2 separate regions of the Homo sapiens genome follow, and region 1 is linked to region 2. A link is a contact called in ENCODE Hi-C data. All regions are on one chromosome and are shown on one strand. Each heading gives the region's core, a stretch centred on a gene start or an enhancer-like site at or near the end of the contact. The rest is flanking DNA. Distances are from core to core; before and after follow the strand shown. Region 1 holds the start of GYPA (glycophorin A (MNS blood group)). Region 2 holds the start of SMARCA5-AS1 (SMARCA5 antisense RNA 1).

Region 1 (2,700 bases), core at 139-2,638, 630 kb before region 2:
GCATTTTTAAGACTCATGCTAATCGCTCTCCCTTTGTCAATATAAAATTGTGTGAAATAATTCTTACTGCTTATATGAATATCAACAACATTTCCTTTACTTGGCTGACTCTTGAGCACAATTCCTGCAACTCAACCTGATATCCAGCCATAACAAACACTGAATTTATAGAAGGTATTAATTTATTATGTATTGTTTAATTTTAACTTTTTAATAAAATTTGCTGCAGTTGTTTTACATGAATTGGCAGGGCCTTAAGAGGCATTCTGGATTCTTGTCCTGCTGCTCAGATTACCCCCTCTGTGTCATTCATTCTTCCATCCTCCCCAAGTCTGCATCTCCGCTGCCTCCATCCACTAGTCCCTCATTCTCAGGCTCCTCCCTCTCTGGGATGCTCTGCTGATACTTATCTCCATCTTTCTCCAGTAAATAATTTTTTTTCTCTGTCGCCCAGTTTCCTGAAGCTGCAAACATTAGCTTCATAAATGATTTTTTTAAACCACACTTTGGGTAAATATGTATGTATGTTATATGTGGCAAATTGCTCACATAGCAAATTGATTTTCTGGGTCAGGCAGGAAAGACTTTCACAAAAATCTTACAGGAAGTAAGATGATTTAGATGGAGTATCCAGTCACCTTCTGTTGAACCATTTCAGACCTAATTTATATTTTTTGTTCTGTCTGCCTTTAAAATTGAGCTTCCTCGCATTTTCATACCTTTCATTTTAACCTACTTTACTCATAAGGTTTTTGGTTTGTTGGGTTTTGTTTCTGACTGTTTGCATTTATTGTCTTGGTATTCATTTATGCTTACTTAGCAAGGTATATTTCAGACAGAAACAGCTCACTGGTTTCATAGCTGCGCAGTACTAGCTCTTCAGTTCAAACTCTCTTTTCACTGAAAGATCTGTTGCATCTCATGTCTCTTACATTGCTGTGTGGCTCACCATGAGTTTGGGAGTCTTTCAGAACCTCAGAACACTCAAATGATTTAAATTTCTCAAATACATTCATTTCACATATAGGAAGTCACTTTCATTTGGACCACTGGGTCTTGACATTAGAAATGAGAAGGTCCATGGCTCCACAACAGCTACCTCAGCCTGGCACGTGCCCTGGCCTCAGAGATTCACAGTCCAGTTCTTTGTCCAGTTGGGTGGCTCCTGTCTACCACCTTACCATGCCCACTTAACTGATGCAAAGTTAATATCACAAGTAGCAACCTGTTCCTTGCAGTGAAAATTTTACTTACCACTTTCATAGCCCCAAGATATCCATGTATCTTTATTAACAGGCGCTTAACAACTTGCATCATTTAAAATGCCTCCCCTGCCTATCAGCTGATGATGGCCGCAGGAAGGTGGGCCTGGAAGATAACAGCTAGCAGGCTAAGGTCAGACACTGACACTTGCAGTTGTCTTTGGTAGTTTTTTTGCACTAACTTCAGGAACCAGCTCATGATCTCAGGATGTATGGAAAAATAATCTTTGTATTACTATTGTCAGGTAAGTGATTTTATTTCATCTTGGTTCTGTTATATTGGGTATGAGATCATAGAATAAAATATGAACTACCCTATTTTAGTTCTATCTTATTTAAATCAATAAATGAGTAGTATTTCCTCTTCCAGTCTGGTGGATGGATTTTACTGGAACTCAGCTACCAATGTGGGGGAAATGGCACAAGGGAGCCCAGTATTTATGGCCAAATCCAGTTTTCTAGTATGAGAAGCTTACTTCAATTCTAAGTCTAGCTAGAATTAAAATAATTTTATCAAATGCTATGAGAAATACCTCTCTGTGAATAAATGTATTGCTTTGTTTGAGTTATAAGGAGATTCATTTCCAAACTAAAGAGTTATTAACGAAGATGTTGGTAGCTATATGGCTTTTAGTTTTCAAAAGGTATAATTTCCTATTTCTGCCAAATGGCGAGAAGCCAAAAGCATGAACACTGAAACCGTGGGGAGTTGTTCGCTTCTCTGTGGGTCCATTACTAAAGTGTCACATAGGAAGAAAAAAAACAAAAACAACTCTTACTGGCTTAGGTATCCTGTGAATTTTAGGAGAAATTTAAATCCATTAAAATAAAGAAATATCATAGGGTTATTATTAAATTGTATTAATTCAATAATTTGAATTTAACTTAGTTTAAATTTAATTATTAATTTAGTGTCTTAAATTAACATGATTTTGGCCTCTTTCTGAGAATATTATAGTTAAACATCCTCTCAAGTGCAGTGCTTATGTGTTAGCAATACTAGTGCCCAGCACACAGCGGGCAGGCAGTTGCTTGAAACATTCTGAGTCTATTAGACATTGCTGTATCCCAAGTGAGAGCAAGTATCAAGGAGCTACTGAGCACTCTGTAGCACACAGGGAGGAGAGATCAGCATTTTCTAAGATACCCTAGGGGAGGATAAAATAGTGCAATAGTTAAGAGCACAGGCATGAGGAACAGACAGAACTGGGTTCAAATCTACTTTTACTTCTCAAGGCTGGGGAACATTAAGGCAAATTATGTGCCCACATTTTTATGTGTCCTCGTCTTTAAAATGCAGGCAGTGTTGGTACTTACCTCATAATAATTGCATAAAGATTAAACAAAATATTTAATGGAATACACTTACTGATGCCTGAAACAAAGTAAAATGTTAAGATTACTATGCATTTTCTGTGATTAGAATTAACTATCATGA
Region 2 (2,700 bases), core at 68-2,567:
CAAACAAGAAAAAGTCATTTATAAAATATTCATTTTCCAAGTGCAAAACAGATTAAGTTGTGACATATATATTAAGCATGTGTGCTCAAACTTAGTTTATATCATGAATTGCAGTAATTCTGAATTTTGTTAAACAGGAAACTGACATTTTAAAAGACAAAAAAAAAAATCACACTATAATGTCAACCAAAAAAAAAATGTGTCAGTGATAAGATGGATAAAAAAATAAAATTCCTAATATTTCTATACTAGGAAGGTAAAAATAACAATGTTATTCAATAAATTGAACCGCCAAATATGTTTTTTTTGGTAAGAACATGGCAGAGCAAGATGGGTGGGAAACGGCTCACTTTTAAAGGCAGATCCGAGTTTTATTACAGGTTCTACCTAGTAGAACTCAATTTCCCCATCTGGCAAATGAAAATATCACTAATTTAATACGGTAGTGATAACATCTATACTCACGTTTGAACTTAAAATCAATTTTCATTTAAAATAGCAACTTCAAGTCAAAAATGTTGACTTGCTTTAGGCTTAAAATTACTCTGCATTCAGATATTAATAAGACCTCTGGTGAAACATTCATTTTTCCAAAGTTTGGATGGCAGACCCCTTTGAGAAGCTGAGGAAAAACTATAAACAATTTTTGTAGAGAACTGCACATTTACACATAATTGCTTTGTGTCAAACCCCTTAAGCCTTGGAACAGAAATCCAAGTTAAAGAGCCCTAGTAACCCAAAAGAACCATTTCCTTAAGGAAAAAAAAGCAACACTGAATATATTTTAATTTGGAAGTAATCTTATCTTAATCACTCAAAACTACAGGAACTATCAGGAGTTCCTATGTCACTAAACCTACCCTCACCACTAAAAGTTCTTTAAATGATTACTAACATTAATGTTACTTAACCCCAGCTACCCAAATATAACTACTGTGCCAAAAGCCTCAATGGTAAATTACGCTACCATTTTCTTACTGTATAATGATTCTGCATCAAGACTCATCTTCGGAGCAGTATTACTTTCATTCTGTCTAAGGATAGGAAAATCCCAGAAATCTTTGGGCTCCGACTCACAAAATATCTCAAAACAGGTCGAAGGCCAAGAAAATAAAAATTGGAAGGAGCAATTACTTTGTTCCCAGATGCAAAGCCTGGAAGCATATCCAATTTACCCGCCTGGCAGCTTCCCCCATCTTTCCAGCCCCCTCAGTACTGTCAGCATCCCCTGCCCAACCCAAACCCATAAGTCTCGGCAGCGAGTGGTACTAATTTTTTTTTTTCTTAAGGCCAGAGGCCAAAAAGAGAAAAGTGCCGGACTGAGAGCCAACCAACTGCGCCTGGTTCTCTAATTCATTCCTACACTTATTCATCCCCCCTAAATTAGACGGGGGATCCGAGACAGCTGCTGCTGCCTTGGTTGCTTCCCTTCCAGTGGAATAGTGCCTGGGAGGGGCCTTCTCTCCCTTCACAGAAGCAGCTGCGCCCCGCTTATCCCCACTGCGCACTCGGCCATCCAGCTCTCGCCATTGTTTCTGCCCACAACAGATACCGCCCCTGCAAGGACCGGGAAGAAGAAAAGGAGGCCCAAGTCCTCGGACGCGCTGCTTTTAAATGCCTCCTTCACCCCGCCCGTGCATCCCGCTCCTAAGGGGTCATCTCCTCGCCCTTCCCCGAAGTTTGGTGGAAACTAAAAACCACATTCAGAGGTAGGAGAGGGAATTATGGGAGTCTAGTGGGAAAAAAACGATGGGTCCCCCGGGCCACGGTAACCAAGAACATCTGTTCACTGAGAGCGTTCAAATATTTGTCAGGATTCACGAAAGAGACAAATAATTTAAATGTGAGGAGCCAGAAATCCATTTTGCTTAGCTCGAATAGGGTAAGAACAAGGGAGCAAGAGTGAGAGCATCATTTCGTATCCACAGGGTGTGAAGCTGAGTCTGGTGCAGAGAGAGAAACCCGGCTCTGCGTCCGATCGCCACGATCCGGCGAGGGAGCCAGCTCCTCCTCCCCGCTGCACCCGCTCCCCATGCCGCAAGTCGCCCTCACCTCCATCTCGGCGTCTGCGGGACCAGCGCTGGCCGCAGACGCAACCGCCTGCGCCGCGACGCCTTCGGGGCCGCCTTTGTTGCTGCTGTTGCTCCCGCCGCTGGCGATCGAGGCTGCGGGCTTGGAAGGCGCGCTCTCGGGAGGCGGGGGTGGCGGAGGCTCGGCCGCGGACGACATGATGTTCCGTCTGCGTCACCCGCTGCTGCCAGAGGCCCGAGTCCGGCGGGGATGGACGGGGAGGCCTAGGCCTGGATGCTACGTCGCAATAAACTGGTGGAGGAGCGAGACTCCCACCCGAGCGCTCCCCTGCGCCGCGCCTCCGCGACGGGCCTGAGCCGGGCCCAGGAGCTGCACACTCCCAAACGTTCTGCTCTTCCGCGGGGCTCTAGGTTCCACCGGCGCTTACCTCACGGCGGGAATCACGTCGACGAGGGTGGGCGGGGCCAGACGGGTCACTGAGGTCAAGGAAGGCCGGCTGATTTAGAGAAGGGCGGAGGGTTGGGGGAAGGGAAAAGGAAAACGAAAGAGAGACTGAGGCTGGGAAAACGCTTCGCCGCCTCCTCCTCTTCCTCTGGAAGATAACATCTATCTCGCCAGCATCCAGGACGACGACCTACGCCACCGACTTTCAACACTCGCGAGATTCCT

The links. Hi-C counts contacts between places; a loop is a spot of excess contacts on that map. Pooled maps may share reads with other maps.
Region 1: a loop to region 2 is called in a map of K562, with 3 times the contacts of the local background. The contact joins the promoter of GYPA here to the promoter of SMARCA5-AS1 in region 2. A Hi-C loop is called at or near these places in 1 of 168 maps with a recorded cell type or tissue (K562) and 1 of 50 pooled maps.

Annotation. Positions count from the first base shown.
Region 1 is chr4:144,139,406-144,142,105 of GRCh38, reverse strand. GYPA (glycophorin A (MNS blood group)) reads left to right here and starts at 1,388. Exons shown (of 7, transcript NM_002099.8): 1 at 1,388-1,507. The coding sequence starts at 1,471. The region is part of intron 8 of LOC105377460 (a long non-coding RNA gene); the gene reads right to left.
Region 2 is chr4:143,513,454-143,516,153 of GRCh38, reverse strand. SMARCA5-AS1 (SMARCA5 antisense RNA 1) reads left to right here and starts at 1,317. Exons shown (of 2, transcript NR_104027.1): 1 at 1,317-1,709; 2 at 1,929-2,682. SMARCA5 (SNF2 related chromatin remodeling ATPase 5) reads right to left here and starts at 2,452. Exons shown (of 24, transcript NM_003601.4): 1 at 2,053-2,452. The coding sequence starts at 2,229. RefSeq lists enhancers at 1,832-1,951, 2,012-2,071, 2,362-2,700.